Regions from separate parts of the Homo sapiens genome. Here region 2 is linked to region 1. Evidence: chromatin loops called from intact Hi-C (ENCODE). Cell type or tissue: heart left ventricle. All regions are shown on one strand. Links, peaks and the distances in the headings refer to the core of each region. The heading gives the core; the rest is flanking DNA.

Evidence for each region. Hi-C counts contacts between places; a loop is a spot of excess contacts. Peaks named below come from ENCODE experiments on the same cell type or tissue, not always from the same donor. Only the 100,000 strongest peaks of a DNase experiment are listed, where the experiment ranks them.
Region 2: it touches region 1 in a loop (12-fold over the local background); 8 of 110 quality-filtered maps call a loop at or near these places.

The regions. Positions count from the first base shown.
Region 1 is chr9:121,695,600-121,703,916 of GRCh38, reverse strand. DAB2IP (DAB2 interacting protein) reads right to left here. Exons shown (of 16, transcript NM_001395010.1): 3 at 4,459-4,592. Among named protein-coding and RNA genes, the nearest start is that of DAB2IP, 48 kb to the right of the region's middle. RefSeq lists a silencer at 4,371-4,450. In heart left ventricle, for the core only: a CTCF peak has its summit at 3,608 (motif pointing left); DNase peaks (open chromatin) are centred at 3,056, 3,586, 4,526, 5,086 and 1 weaker place; H3K4me3 peaks cover 2,917 bases; H3K27ac peaks cover 2,543 bases.
Region 2 is chr9:121,774,287-121,782,603 of GRCh38, reverse strand. DAB2IP (DAB2 interacting protein) reads right to left here. Exons shown (of 16, transcript NM_001395010.1): 13 at 8,192-8,317; 14 at 6,213-6,406; 15 at 1,053-1,140; 16 at 1-273. The coding sequence ends at 106. Among named protein-coding and RNA genes, the nearest start is that of DAB2IP, 130 kb to the right of the region's middle. RefSeq lists an enhancer at 20-1,009. In heart left ventricle, for the core only: no CTCF peak of the experiment used is centred there; no DNase peak of the experiment used is centred there; H3K27ac peaks cover 2,778 bases.

The sequences.
Region 1 (8,317 bases), core at 57-8,056:
TTAAGGCAATAATGACCCATCTTAAGCTCGAATCACCTTACCAGGCACAGCAACATCTATTATCTCTTGAACCTCAGGATGAGGCCACATGATTGCTTATTATTCCCACACTGTGGATGAGAAAACTGAGGCTTACCAAGACGAGGTGACTTAACCCTACCAATATTAACTGAAAACCTATGACATATTAATCTAACCTCTTTCACACATTATTTAATTAAATTTTAGAAACATTTAAGAAATGTGCAAGACCCAGTGTTAAATGCTAAGAAAACAGCACTGAACCAGAAAATTTCTATGAAAAGTGTGCTAAATGTATTAATGTTAATGTCTTCAACAACATGATTATCATGATGCCCATTCTGCAGATGAGCAAACTGAGGCTGCAAAAGGTTACGTGACTTGCCCCAGGAATGCTTGGCTTCAAATCCAAAGATCACATACATCCCATGACTCCTGGCAATTGTCTAAACTGCACTATCATCTTGACATCACCACACTAGACAGACTAGTCCCCAAAAAAAGGACCAGGCCCTCCCTGTCTATAGTAGGGGAGGGAACAAGGGCAAGAAACACCAGACTTGGGTGCCCAGTCCTGCCTGCACTTACTGTCAGCAACTAAAGCAGGAAAATAGACCCTAACTTCCATTTCCCCTGTTCCTCATCAACCTTCCTCACTCTCCCTCCTCCAGGGACTGTCTCACCACAAGGGGCAGAATTGATTCCTGCCTACCCAGGTCCAGGTGAGGGTCCCTGGAAGCTGCCATCCCCAACATCCAAGTACTGTATCTCCTTCCCTAGTCCCTTATCACTTGGAATTCCACCATTAGTAACTTTCAGGTGTGGGAACGCCAGCCAGCACACACATACTCTGGAAGGGGGAATCGATCCCTAACTCCACACATAGCAGCCTTGCCTACCTGCCCCAGAGCTGCCTGCATTTATGAGCTAAGCTCCGCACCAGGATGACTGGGAAGAGCTTGATGGGGGTACAGACACTTTAGAGTAACTACTGTGGTAAGTTTAGACAGGTAGCATGCCAAAGGAAGCATATTCCCAGCAGGTGTGGAGGGCTAGAGTCACCCAGAAACAGCATCAGGAGAGAGAAGGAATGAGGAAAGCATAATATTGCCAACTGACCCTCCTAGCTCCTCAGTAACATTAATAAATAAATGAATGACTTGGAAATTATCCTCTGGGCTGACAGAACCACATCCTCTATATCACTTTTACCAACATTAAAACAGCCCTGTAAATGAAGCAGCAGCATTTCCAGTGTGCAAAATGAAAATGCTTTTGCCGGCACACCTTTCACCTGGAAAGCGCTCCAAGCAGCATGTGTTTGTTACCCAGGAGAAATGATCACCTGTCCTTGGTGCTTACTGCCAAAGCTTCTGAAGAAGAAATGAGTGTCTGAGGGACCCAGAGACTGTGGAGACCAGCTGGCAACCTCCCCTGAGGCCGTTTCAGAAGAATAAGTCCGAAGGCTCAAGCCTGTCCTACAGCCCCCAGCCCCCAGAGCCCAGCTGTGCCAACCAAGCACTGCCTGGCCTGACCCCAGCCTCACAACCAGATAGCAACCCTCAATCCCAACCAGCCAGGTTCGGCATCCCCACCCCTGAAACCGACTCCTTTTCCAGGGAGCCAAAAAAATCCCAGCACAGAACCAACTGGTTTCCAACCTCCAGATGAGAGAATTCCAGCGCAAAAAAACCACCTCCCCAACACAGCAGCTTGCGGAGCACGCAGACAGCATTCAACAAAGCCTCTTCAGCAGCCATATAAACCAGATAGATTCATCCAAAGTCAGAACTCAAGTGGCCGCCCCAGAGTGCCCTGTGCCGCTCATCTACACGGGAAGGCCATGGGGACCAGGACTCCCGCTCGACACCCTAGAAGCCCCCACCGTCCTTCCCACTCGTGTCCCACCCACTCACTGAGGCTAGCGTCTTGGCACTTACCCTCTCCCCAGCCAGAGGCATGGCAGCCAGTGGGGGTCCCATGGAGCCAGGACACAACCCTTCCTTGCTGCTAAACCAAGCCAAAGACAGCCCATCCTGCCCTCCCAGCCTTCAACATCACAACCACACCACATCAGAGCAGGGAGAGGCACTGCTCCACTCATCCAGGTTTGGCCATGAGCTGGGGGGCGGGCGGGGTCACCATAGTTGTTTTTACTCACTGAACTCCAAATAGGATGACTCCAGGGACAGCCCCAGAGAAATTTCTGCCCATCCATCCCAGCAGCAGCCGACGAATCTGTTCCTAAGCAAAGCAGCAAATCAGGAGACCCCAGTCCTGGGAAAGCCTATTTCAGCTCCAAGGCTGGGTAGAGAGATTTCAAACCCAGTCTTTCTGCCTGTCCATGGGAAATCTAGGCTCCCTTCCTGTGCCAGAGAGGCCACCAAGCCATATTTTGTTTATAGAAAATTAATAAGACAATTCCACACCGCTGCCAGTGACATTCTGCTCCAACCGCTACCGTTTCCTACTGTTTCCAGAAACAGGCTTGTAGTTTCACTCCCAACCCCCACTCTGCGCCCCTTCAGCATGTGGCAAGGCTGACCTGAGGCCAAGTGGGGCAGGACCCGCACGAGGTCGTCTTGGCCATGCCCCGACCTCTGGCTAGGGTGGCCAGCCAGCACTTGCCGGCTTCTAGGTACAGGCTTCCCGCTGTAAGGAGGTAAACATGACATGCATGCCGCCTGCTCCCGGGAGAGCAGACACACTCAGAAGCCGGACTGCCTGTTGTCTCTCCTGCTCCCCGGACAACCACCACATGCACACAAAACGGGGTACGTACACAAGCCCCCGCATGCGGGTGCAGAGGGTCCTGACCCCCGCCAAGGAAAGCGCGGAGAAGGGCATGTTCCTGGGGAAGACAGCCGAAGGCAGGGGCCCGGTGGAGGGAGGAAGGCAGCAAACCGGGTGGCCTGCCGCCCAGACAATAACAAAGATGGGAAGCGAGATTTTCAAAGACGCAGTGACTGCACCCAGCGCTGAGCTCTGGCCTGGCTGCATCTTCCTGCCAGGGCACGCCTGGTCCCCTGGGGCACCAGGGCCATCAGAGAAAGGCTGAGGGTCCCGCCTCAGGCTGGGCTTGGCAGCTGGGGCAGGAAACCAGCTGCAGGCAGTGGTGAGGATGCACTGGAGAGCGCGGCTCTGGGACGATGGAAATTAAACGTCTAGCCATTCTACTGGGAGGTGGAAGTGTTACTCTCCAGGAAGATGCTAGGGGTCAGTTAAACAGTCACTCAACCTTGGGCAGGAGTTGGGCTGTAACTTGTACTCCTCTGCCCGCTAGAACCAAGGGGGAGGGGAGAGACATTTTCATGCTACCTACGCCTCCCCTACAGGGAGTGCCAACACGGACACAGCCCTACGAAGGCAGATGCCAGTGGTCTGAGACGTTCGGGCTGAATGCTGAAAAGGCTCCTCGGTGCCTGCCCGTACTTTCACCTCCACAGGCTGGGCAGGGACATGTTCTAACTGGCACTGGAATCCATCACCATGCCTGTGCCTAAGTGGAAAGGTGCCTGTGGCTGGCACCACTCGAGGAGGACCTGGGCCCTGAGAGGCTGTGTCCGCCCAGTGCCCCCTGGAGGACAGGATGGCTTGCCCTTGCGAGCTGAAGCCTGCTCCCTGGCCAGCGTCTCCCGGCAGGTTGAACCACCTCCTCCTCCCTCTCCCCTTCTGCCCCACCAGCCACCTCCCCGCGGAATTTCCACACCTGCTCCCGGCTGGCCCAGGAGAAGGAAACAGAAAGCAGGAGACACCCCTGAGAGTGGAGAGGTGAGGGAAGGAGAGAAGCAGCTGCCTAGGCTGGAGAGGAGATGGCCCTGGCTCCCCAGCCTCAGGCTGTGCCCCCAGCTCAGGGCCTGGGCACTGCCCGCTCTGCTAGCGCCAGCCCCCAGTGGAGCACGCGCCCTACTTAGAGCAGATGTGCCCCCTAAGTGGCCCAGCCCCCTGCTCCTCCCCTCCAGATGTTCACCCTTCCCCTCACCACGGGCAGCGCCCGGTCTCGGCCAAACCCGGCCGAAAATGCCTTTTGTATCTGATACCCAGGGGCTCCCAAGGCAGGGGGATGGGTCCTGGCGGCAGAGGCCCCACTTCCGTCCCCGGTTCGGGCACCGCACGGCCCGGGAAACAATGCCCACCTCGGACAGGCGAGGCAGGACTTCCCTGCGAGGGGACTTCGCGCCCGGCCTCGCCCGGGCCGCCGCGGGCACCCTCTGCTCTCCTCTCTTCTACTCACCTAACCCCGGAGGGAGGCACAGGGTCCTCCCCTCGGGCCCCCTAGTCCGGCCGAGGTGGCCCCATAAGTTCCCGGCGGGCGGCGTGGGGTCCCCCCACCGCCGTGTGGCTCGCCCCGGGCCGGGCTCGCGCTTTGTCCCCGCGTCCTCAGGGGCGCAGCCCGGGGCGGCGGCGCGGGGGACCGGGCGGCGGCGGCGGGCTCACCTCTCATTGTCCGCGGCGGCGGCGGCGGCGCTCCGGAACCCCGGCAGGATGTGGCGGAAGCTGTGGTTGCGGTCCAGCTTGGGCTGGCTCTTGGTGCGCTTGATGGAGCCCTTGAGGCGGCGGCTGAGGAAGCCCTGCGCACGGGGGGACAAGAGGGGGAAGGGGAGGCGGGGTTAGCGCGGCGGCGGCGGGCCGGGACCCGCGCGGGACCCGCACCCTTGCTGGGCGGCCGCGCGGCCGAGGGCGGGCCGGGCTCGGGCTCGGCCCCAGCAGCTCGCGGCCCGCGCCGCCCGCCCGCCGACCGAGCGCCGACGGCCCGGCCCGCGCAGCGCGGCCCAGCCCACCCCGCCCGCCACGTCGCCCCCGCCCCCTAAGCCGCTGTTGCCTTGGCGACGCCGAGCCGAGCCGCGCCGACCGCGGCCGAGGCTGCCCGAGCCCCCCGGGCGCCGGGGCGAGGGGGAGTACCGGGACGAGGGGGCGGGGCTGCGGAGGGGCGGAGACCCCCGGGGACCGCCAGGGCCGGCCGCCCCGCTCACCTCCCTGCCGCCTCCGAGCTTGTCCTCCCCGTGCGAGGTCACACCCCCCACACCCACCTGGAGGAATCCACGCCCCCCCACCCCGTCGGGGATTGACAAAGCGCCTTCCTCCGCTGCGAGGTCGCTGCTCTCCAGCCCTCGGTGGTACCGATGAGAGCGGGCGCGTGGTCGGCTGAGGCGCCGGCTGGCCTGCGCCTGGCAGTGCCCTGGCCACTTAGACCCCGATTCCGGGCGACTTTCCTTCCCAGAGCGGCAGTAGCTTGATGTCAGGGTGGGGCCCCTCCCCGGAACCGTTGTATGTACCCCAGCAAGGACAACCACCTTGCGGGACGGGATCCCTAGTGCTCAGCTCAGGGAGGGGCCCGAGGGGCTGAAGGGTTTGCTGAGTATCCCCATTAAAAGCTTCAAGATTTGGGGAACCTTATTCACGCCATTTATCCACCTAACAGGTTGCACTGACTGAAAACAGAGCTTAATCCCCCACCTCCCCCATCCCAAGAGCTCCTGGTCTAATGGCAGAGACAGAGGAGACAGGCGTTCAATACACACAGGTCAAACCAATCTTCCCTTTACAGGTGACGGGATAGATGTGGGGGCCCCAGGGGACACAGCCTGTGTCCTGCCGGGCTTGGAAACTACAGGCAGCTTGAGGGAGAGGAAAACTGGAGGAGGGGGAGTCCTCTAAAGAGGGGGGTGTTCTGGGGGCTCACCCACCCCAGTCTCAATTCCAGGTGGCAAGTGGGATATTAATTTAATTTGAGGTTAATGTACATAATCCAAATACCACATTCCATCCATCACAAAATAAAGGGTCAGTTTGGCAGCCCTCTCTGTGTTCAAGAGGAGCAGTGGATGTTTGGCACAGGCCCTGGGCTGTATCTGTCCATCTTCAACATGACAAGGTCAAACATGGGCTGTACAAGTCATCTCATGTCACCCGCACAGACAGAAAATGACAGAAAAACATTTGCTGCAAATGAAGAAGCTTGCTCAGACAGGTAAAGTGACTTACCCAAGGACACCCAGCTTCCGGGCCTGGCTAATTCAAGAGCTTTCAAGATTTCCCTTTTCCTATCTTTCTCCTTCTGCCTTTTCCTCCTTCCTCAGCCATTCATATCCACAGGAGACATACCCCTGTGGCCACCTGTTGGGATTCTGCGTGTCCTTCAAGGCCCAGCTGAAATGATACCTCACCAGAAGGCCATCCCAGGCAGTGGAGTCCAAATGCCTCTCACCTCTGCAGCCTGGAATTATCCATCAGGGTATTCTAATCAGCCGCCACAAATATCTCTTAGGTATTAGGGGCTGCAGGAGGGACCCTTCTCCAGAGGCATGACCCATAGACAAGGCAATGCTTAATGCAGAGGGACCCCAAACGGTGGCAGGTCAGGAGAGCACTAGGCTCTCCAGGACACATGGCATGGAGGCAGAGGCCTGCACCTCTGCGTGAGCTCTGAGCTCTCCCAAACTCTGCCTCTTGCCAGCTATAGGAGAGGGGGCTGCACCTGGCTAATTTGGATGGGTTCTCTTCTCCCAGGGGTTGTGGTCAAGCAAGTTATCCCAATGGGCTTGTACCTTTTCTTGGTTTTTATTTTCTACACTGATGAAAATTTCACAATTTTTGCAATCTTGAGGTATGAAGAACAAAGAAGCATGTTTCACAATTTATGTAGCTCATTCTGGAGCAATATTGATGGCTTTATCCTATTTCTGAGTTTAAACAAAAAAGTTTTCTCCCGTCTAGGAGGTTTGATGCACATGTGCCACTTCCTCTTCCCCACTCCACCCCCTGTGACTCTACTTAATGTTCCTCTGACAAGCAGCCTCCTCCTTAAAGCCTACTCAGAATGGTAACTCCCCCACCCAAACTGACAATGACCTTGGGGACTCCTAATACCCTGTCATATTCACTCTTTCACCTTAATGAGAGCCATTATGTGCTAGACACAGTGGCCAAGATAGCCATGAACATTATGGAGTGAGCAGTATATGGATATTCAAGAGGTCAGGGAGCTCAGATCATGGGAAAAGAGATTCTTCCAGGGAACAGAGAGTGTTCCCGTTGACCCACCCACCGATCACATCACACATCCACCTAGAGACCTGTGTCCCCCAGAGAACTCAGCTCAGGACCCTGCATATGACAGACTTAACAAATACTCATCATCTTGGAAAGCCACTGCCAGAAGGGGACTCAGATGCAAAGGCTGTATTACAGGGTGACTGGGGACCAGAGTAGGGAAGGCCCTTCCCCAAGATCACAAAGCAAGGTTAATCAAGGACCGTGGACTCCAGTCCTCTGCTCTGCTCTGCCCAGCCACACAGCTTGTTGCTCTCCTTCATGGGGGTGGAGGGCCAAGGGCGTCCTCTCCCTCTTCGCCAGATGAAGGGAGGCAAACCTTTTCTGCTGTCCCTTCAGAGGCAGCTCCTGGGACTTGATTTCTGGAGGCAGCTACAGCCCCTAACTTGGGAAGAGGGGCTGACTGGTCTTCAAGTCAGAAACTCTTATTCTAGACCCAAGACAACCTTTAATTGAGGGGCAGTGGGCAAATCATTCAGTCAAACAGGGTTCTTGATACCCACTTTCCGGGACCGCAGTGGAGCCCACTGACAGCCCAGTGGCTAAGAACCAAGTCAAACCCAGCTCCACAGACCCCTCACTGCAAGAGAAGACAGCTAAGGCCCCTTGCCTCTCTCTGAAGTGGGTGGGGGGCTGCAGTGAGGATTAAATTGGCAGATAAAAGTGGATAAAGTTGCCAGGCATGGTGGCTCACGCCTGTAATCCCAGCACTTTGGGAGGCTGAGGCGGGTGGATCACCTGAGGTCAGGAGTTCAAGACCAGCCTGGCCAAGATGGCAAAACCCCGTCTCTACTAAAAATACAAAAATTAGCCGGGCGTGGTGGCACGAGCCTGTAATCCCAGCTACTCGGGAGGCTGAGGCAGGAGAATTGCATGAACCCAGGAGGTGGAGGCTGCAGTGAGCCAAGTTTGGCCACTGCACTTCGGCCTGGGCAACAAAACAAGATTCCATCTCAAAAAAACAAAAAACAAAAACAAAAACGAAAAACTGATAAAGCTCTAGGCTCAGAGTGTAGCCGACAGTAAGTGCTCAACAAAAGCCATGTGCAATTCCCATATACATGTACAGGACTGTTAAAAACACTCCGTTTGTAGTGACATGTGTCGGGCCTAGCTCATCTGCAAAGATTATAGGTGGTCCCCATAATCACTCCCTTGCCTAGGGACAGACTATGACCCCCTAGCCACACCCACTAAGGCCTGGCTGTATCCCACTTCTCCTGCAGATGGCGCTGGACCACAG
Region 2 (8,317 bases), core at 96-8,095, 79 kb before region 1:
ACCCGCGCTGGGGCTGCAACCGTGGGTGCCTCCCCAGGCCGAGACCCTGCCCTTGGCCACCATAGTCCCCCTCTCCTTGGGTAGCTTCCTCCCTCCTCAGGCAGGTTAACAATTGCTGCTGTTTCTGAACTCGCCGTTCTCAGTAATCTGCAATTTGGTGGGGTTGGTGGGGGAGATGCCGTTACGGGCTTGCATGCTGTACCTCTCTTTCAGCTGGGTCAGGGCACTCATGAGGCGGGCATTGGCGGCATCCAACGAGGCAATGCGCTTCTCCTGTGGACAATGGGGATGTGAGCGGGGGTCATGGGACAGGCTCCTTAGGGCTGTGTATACCTACGACAAGCATCGGGGAAGGGGGTGGCCTGGAGATGAGGGTGGCAGGCAGGCTCCGGGCTGTGAGCAGCTGGCAAGAGAAGGTAGGCAGAGGCCTCTGCAGCATCATGGACACAGCCTCGCTGCCTGCTTATCAGCCCAAATGCAGCAGCTCTAGTGCTGTCTATGGGCTGCCTGCGGCCCCTAGGGCAGGCACCCTTGCTCACATGTGTGTGCATGACACACCAGAGGTCACAGCTCCTGGTCTGTGCAGTTTACAGCCTGAGCAAGGCCCAGCCTACTCCTGGGTGAGTGAAAGGAAAGCGGTGCAGCCCTGAGTAAAGGAGGCTGGGGCCACAGAGCCTTTCACGTCTCCCCTCAATGCAGCCCGGATGCCATAGTTGTGAACGAGAGCCCCACTGCTCCCTCTGACCAGCCTGCCTTCACTCCTACCCCCACTGCCCTCCTGGTGGCTTCCACTCTTTGGTCAGCAGTCCTGGTGAAAGACAATGCCCGCCAAGAGCCCTGGCAGGGGAGGAGCTGCCTCTCTCCTTTCACAGCCTGTCCTAGTGAGCTTGTGGCCCACTAAGACCACAGGTCTGACTTCTCAGGGCAGATTCTGGTTTCTTATTCCCCTCAGTGTCTGCAGTGAGGTATGACTGAGGATGGAGAGGCTAGTCACCCCTCCTAATCCCAGGCCCTTTAACTCTTGTGGCTGACCAAAGGGCCGGAGCCCCCACCTGGGCATCAATGATCTTCTGTTTGGAGTCCACAGCCGCTTGCATCTCTGCGTGGTCCTTCTTCAGTTCTTCCTCCACGGACATCAACCTATAGCCAGAGACAGAGACAGTCAGACTGGCCCTGGAGGCAGCAGAGGTGGGGAGGGTGTGAGAACAAGCCCATCACCCCCGCACACAGCAGGGACACACTAGGAGAGCCCCTCCTTGGGTCAGAGACTTGCCTCCCATACTTGCCTGGGGCAGAGGCCCTCCAGCCGACTCCCAGCAACTGACACTGCTGGGCCTCCTTCCTCACCTCCACATCCCACACTCGCTGCTCCTAAAGCCCCAGAGGCCCCCGGGCTGCCCCTTTCCCGATGTTCTTCCAGGAGCCAAGATGGGTGGAAATGGGCATTAGATCTTCAAACCCCTAGAGCTAGGCAGGTGGTGGAAAGACGAAGGCCCTGAAAGGCTCTAGAACTTTTTCCACCCTGCCCCCGCCATCTTCACAAAGTTGTACGCGAGGTGCCAAGATGAATGAACTCTAGTCCTTTCCCTCAAGGAGTTCACAAGGCAGGAGGCACGAGTAACTAACTACACCCTGCACGGAGCAGCTGCGCTAGTGGAAAGCTCAGGTCCCTGGAACAAAGAGCAGGAAGCAGTGACGTTCCCTGGAGGGTGGGCTGGGAGGTCGCACATCAGTAGGAGACATCTGAAGGACAGGTGTGCAGGCAGAACAATGAGCAGTAGCTGGGGGACATACCACCCGCGGAAGCTCAGTGGGCAGGAGGCCGGCTCCGTCCTGCTGCTCCCTGCCTGGGAGCCCTCCTGGCCCCACCTGGCTGGTTCCTGAGACACTCTCACTGCTGGGCACTCCCACCTTCCCACTCTCCTTTGGCTTTGAGACCCCACACTCTCTGGGTCTGCCTGTCTCCTAGATGCCTTGTCCTGTCTGCCTCTGGACATGGGGGTCCACAGGGCTTTGGCCTCAGCCTCCCTTCTCCTTGCTCCACACACTCTTAGATGAGCCCTCCACTCCCAAGGCTTCTCTCCATCCCTGCCCTCTTGATTCCTCCAGCCTAGAGCAGCCACCGCACACTGGGCAAGCACTTAGCCCACTCACAGAAGACACACAGGGAGCCACTGTGCCGGGGCCGGTTCTGCACGGGACTGTAATGGGGGCAGCAGGGCAGCAGTTCAGGGAGCACTAACTGGGAGGAGCGGTGGTGGCGGGGGGGACCCTCCGGGGCAGGTTCCCCAGTACAGGAAGGTATCACTCTGAGGAAAGCTTGTGCTGGGGGTGGGGTGGCAGGAGGGTATTTGTTTTATTAAGGAAAATTAGATTGGAAGGAGATTGTATTTACTCTCTTGTCTTAAAAACAAATAGGGCCGGGCACATTGGCTCACGCCTATAATCTCAGCACTTTGGGAGGCCAGGGAGGGAGGATCACTTGAGACTAGGAGTTCAAGACCAGCCTGGGTAACATGGCGAGACCCCATCTCTTTATTAAAAACCAACCAAACAAACAAACCAGAAAAATGGACACAATACAGGCAATGCAGTACAATAATTTCTAGGAGAACAGAAACCAACAAGGAGAGCCCAGTGAACGGCCTGGAAGCAGAGGGAAGGCGGAGTCAGCAGCCTCACTGAGTTGAGGAGACAGGCAGGTCAGGAAGGTCAAGAGGTGTGGGATTTGCAGGGCAGAAGCCAGAGAGGAGCAAGAGGCAGAGAGAAACTCCACATAGCTCCCGAGTGGGGGTTCCCCTTGTGTCTCTGACTGAATAATATCCGCATGCAGATGAGAAAATTACCAGGCTAGGCAAGAACCGTCAGAAAGGAGAACACGAAACAATCGCAGAAGCAGTTCATGTTGTACCAGTGAGAGTGCAGTGACGCACCAACACTGGGAATCACAGAGGACCCGGGGAAGGAAACCCCCTCAGAGCAGGGCCACGTTAGGCCAAGACTAAAGGCTCTGCAGGACGCAGCCTAACAAAACTTAAAAGGAAACCCTGAGAGGATTGAACAGATTCCAAGTAACCTCACTGTCTCCCAGAATAAAGCCCCCAGAAAGGATTTAAAGGAACACAAAAACATTCAGCACCTCACTGTGAGATTCACAATGCCTGGCATCCAACCAAAAATTACCAAGTATACAGAGAGAAGTAGGAAAACTCATAAGCAGGCGGAAAATAAATCAGTAAAAACAGACTCAGATGTCACAGATGATAGAATTAGACAAGGACATGAAAACAACAAGGTATTATAAATATATTCTACATGTTTCAGAAAACAGAAGTAAAAGCACAATGAGAATTAAAACTGATGGAATTTAAAGCAAAATGAAATTCTAAGAGGTGAAAAATATAATTATCTGCTGTGAAAAAATACTGGATCAGATTAATAGCAGGTTACACACAGAAGAAGAAATAATTAGCAAACTTGAAGACATAGTCATAGAAACTATCAAAGAGAAGAAACAGAAAAAAAATGAAGAAAGAAGATAACAGAGCATCAGTGAGATACGGGACAAAATGAGTCAGCCTAATGCACGTGTGCTAGGAATCCCAGAGAAAGAAATGGGGGGAGGTGGGACTGCAGACATACAAATCCAAGACCCAAGAAATTAGAAGAAAACCACACCAATGAACATCACAATCCAACTACTGACAACCAGTGATTTAAAAAAAAAGTATCTTATAAATAGCCAGGGAAAACAGATACATAAAGTACAGAGGAACAAAGACAATGACAGACTCCCTGTCATTACAGCCTCAGGGTGAGGGCCAAATCTGGACCATTGCCTGTTTTTGTAAATAGCCATCTCACACAAATAGTTCTGCTGTAACAGCAGAGCTGAACAGTTGCAATAGAGACCATATGGCCTACAAAGCCTAAAATACTTTTGATCTGCTCCTTTGTAGAAAGTTTGCCAATCCCTGCCCTAGAGCAACAAAGAGATAAAGCTAATAAGTCAATAGGAGAGAAAATGGAATCATAAAAAAATACTCAGTCCAAAAGAAGGCAGGAAAAAAAGAACAGATGGTACAAATAGGAAACAAGGCAACAGATTTAAATATATCAATAATTACATTAAATGTAAATGGTCAAAACACTCCAATAAAAAGGCAGAACCATTTAGACGAAAGCAAGACCCAATAGTATGGTGCCCGTAAAATAAACCCACTTCATATATATAGATGGGTGCTATGCTCTGAATGTTTGTGTCACCTTCTAAATTCATATGTTGACACCTAACCCCCAAGGTGATTGATTATCTTAATAGGTAGGGGTTTTGAGAGGTGATTACATCCTATGGGCTTTGCCTTCAAAAATGGAATTAGTGCTTTTATATTATACAAGAAGCCCAAGGGAGCTTGCTCACACCCCCTACAATGTGAGAACACAGCAACGGTGCACTATAATATGAAGCAGAGAGTCACTATACCCTGAATCTGCTGGCATTTTGATGTTAGACTTCAGAACTGAGGGCAATACATATTCTGTTGTTTATAAATTACCCAGTCTAAGGTACCTTGTTATAGCAGCCTGAATGGACCAAGACAATGAGTTAAAAGCAGGAGGATAAAAAAAGCTATACCATACCAACACGAATCAAAAGGAAGTTGGGGTGGCTACATTAATAGCAGACAAGGCAGATTTCAGAGCAAAGAATATTTCAAGGGATAAAGAAAGTGATTTTATAATGACAAAGAGGTTAATTCAACAATAGTACATAAACAGCCTAAATGTATATGCACCTAAGAATAGTTTCAGTGTACATAAAGCAAAAACCAGTTGGAATTAATTCAACAATAGTACATAAACAGCCTAAATGTATATGCACCTAAGAATAGTTTCAGTGTACATAAAGCAAAAACCAGTTGGAATGAAGGGAGAAATAGAAAAGCCAGTAAGGATATGGAATACTTGAACACTATCTACCTAACTGACATTTACATTAAGGAGGAAATATTCCAGGATTGGTTAGTAGAAACGAACGTGTTAAGCAAGTCTCTGAATTCAGAACATGCAAATATCAGAGAATACACACAATGTAGAGAAGGCAGTTAAATTGAAAAGCATTTCCATTCTTGGAAACACACACAAGGTGAGCCAAGAGCAGAGCTGGAGAACAAGTGAACAGCAGGTTTCTAGCCACCCTGGTTTCACTCATGTTAACTATTTCATAATGAACCAAACTACAAGTAAATGGAGCAAACAACAGTCAGGAACAGAGAAACAGGTGGTCTAAATAGGAGGAATCTGGGAAGGGCTTATGTCATAGACAAAACATGGAGCAGAGGCCTTCCTGGCTCTTGCACACCTGCTTGGTCTGTCCAGCTGATGGGGTCTTAGACCAGGCCAATTCAAACAAGACACACTGTCTCTCCTCCCGTGCCTGGTATTACTGAGAAGGAAGTAAACTCCACGACTGGGACCCTGGGGTTGATTGTACTCCCTGCCTGACACCAAGGTAGGGATGCCCTACCCATAGGCAGAGCCAGAGACAGAGATGGAGGCACCAACATGGGGCCTGACATAAGCCTTCAAAAAGATGAGAGTCAGCATTAAAACCCGCTGTTCCTCTGAAGCCCTTTCCCAGATAACCCAGGCCCCTTAAAACTCAGGATATCAGACTGGCACCATCCCCCTCTCCCTCCCCACTCAAACCACTCCTCTTAACAGTTCCCAGCTCAGTAACTGGTACCCTGATACGCCCACACCCAGACACTCTTGGTAGGAATCTGGGGGCTACGCTGTGTCTTCCACCTTCATCTACTATACGTAACTGAGACTCATTCCCACTTTTCTTACCCTGTATTGGGGTCCTCCCTGTCTTTCCTGGCACCCCCCAATCCAGCTTCTCAGCGCCCCTGAGAGTGCTTACTAAGATGGTATGGCTCCTTGTAGAGGCTCAGGCCCGTCGGGAGCCAGCTGTCATTGGTCCAGCCTCATCCCCAGCTTTGTATTCTGCATGGGCTGCCCACCCTCCAGGCCACCTCCTGCCTCCAGGCCTGTGCTCACGCTGCTCCCACTGCCCAGACACTCTCTTCCCTCCTCTCTCCACATTCAGCTTATCCTTTGAGGAGGCTCCCCGACCAGGGGCCTCCTCGAAGGCAGCGATGGCTGCCCTGCCTGTGCCTGTGGCCAGGCCAGGCAGGTGTGGGCCCCACCTGCTGATGATGCCCTTCATCTGGATGTCCTTGTCCTCCTGCTGCCGCCGCAGCCGCTCCTCGCCCTCCTCCAGCCGTGCCTGGTACTCCAGCACCAGCTTCTGCGTCGTCTCCTCCTGGCACTTGAACAGGGTCTCATACTCCTCCAGCTTCTTGGTGGAGATTCGCAGCTTGTCCTGCAGCACCGCCAGGTCCTACCAGGAGGGCAGCGTCCACGGGCACAGCACCCAGGACACAGAGAGCACAGCTTCGTCAGCCCGAGTGGGAGGAAGGGTAGGAGGGAGCCCCACTTGAAAGGCCCCAGTGGCTGTGACCCGCCCACTTCACATAGCAAGGAGATGCCCAAGGAGCCCAGCTGGTGGGGGCTGCAGCCAGACGCGTGCCTGTGCCCCACCGTGGGGCCTCCACTCCAAACTCCCAGCCTGACCTGTATGGCTACAGCGGGGATGAAGACTTAGACCCAAGTCCCAGGACTGAGGGTGTAACTAGGGCTTTGAACTTTTATATGACAAAGGTTAAAAAACCCTTGGATACATGAAGGACATGTGACAGCACCCTGAGAGGTGGGAGCTCTGCAGGAGGGGAAACTGAGGCCCAGACAAGGTGACCATGTCACATGAAGAGCGACTGACTAGCAGGGTAAGATCCCAGCTTCCCAGCCTCTGTTTGAATCTAAAGCCAGGGGGTGGCAGTGGCATGAGGAAATGGAGAGAGAGAGAACTGAAAGGCAGGTGGTCCAGGCTCTGGATCTGCCTCAGTCCAGCACAGACCCCAACCATCAGGGAGGAGCAGGGATGTGGACGAGGCTGGGAAGCGGCGTGGCTGCAGAGAGGAGTCAGGTGCTCTGCGCTGAGCGAGGAAAGGCCAACGCCGGGATCGAGAGGGGCCAGACGCCATGAGGACACAGGGATGCAAAAAGCCTGGAGTGAGGCCAGTCCTCCTCACTCCCCAGCCAAACTCTGGCTCTGGGAGCACTGTGTTCCCTGTCCCCCGGTCCCCTTCATGTAACTATGGTGAAAGCAGGTGGATGTAGCGGACCGGGGATGGTGGCGGTGGCAGGATGCAGCATGGAGACGGGCCTCGCCTGAGGCCGGGGAGAAGGAGTTCTGCCATTCTGACCCCAATACCCTTGCTCGAGAGGTTGCCACAGGCTTTCCTGGGGCCCAGCGGGGCGAGAGCATCCAGAGGGGAGTGGAGAAGCGCCTGCCGTTCTGGGGCCTGCGCTGGTTCCTCCGTCTACATGGACTGCAGCTGGCAGTAGGAGACAAAAACTACCCCCAGATCCAGAGCAGCTGCCACAGCTGGAAGGCTTGGGAGACCAACGAAGCATCCCCTTGCCCCAGCAGATGGCAGAGTGTGTGGCAGAGTGAGAGTTTCATTTTTAGAGTAGATTCTTTTCCCGGGGGTGGGGAAGAAAACATCTCAATGGCAGCCTGACCCCACCCCCCAAGCTGGTAACTGCTGTTTCTTTCCCAGGCCCTGGTGGAGACCAGAGGGGTGAAGAGCCAGGCCGTGGGCAGGCACAAGCCTTGGGGGCCAGGCTGGGGTGGCTCTCCCAGCCATCCTGGGGACCCATGCCTCTGCCTCCTCAGGTACCAAGTTCCCTCAGGGGGGCTTCTATATGTCACTTGGGCACCCTCAGCCCTCAACCCCCAGGTCCTCAGGAAGCTCAACTGCCTCAGTTGCCTGGGCTAAGGAGCCTTCCCAGAGGTCCCAGGAGTCTGTATCCAAGACAATTCCCTGGTGATTCCAATCTGCAGATGGGAAGCCTCAGGTCTAAGCTGCTAATCCATCCCTCTTGTTGCTTTTCTTCCAGACCCCACTGACTGCTATTCTCACAGGGAACAGGGGCTCAGAGGTGACGGGCCCTTCACAAGGACAGCAGCACCCGTTGCTGGGGGACCTGGGGGAGAGACTCCTACCAGCTGCTGCCGGGAGGCAGCCCCGCCCTGTCCCGAGCCGCCAGGGTCCAGTTTTACCTTTTCTGCTTGGCTGAGCTCGTCCTTACTCCTTAGCCTATCCCTGTGGGGGGGGTCTGGGCCCAGGCCCTCGTCTTCTAACAACTGCGCGTTCATGGTCAAGAGCCAAGCGGCTGTGCGGTCCAG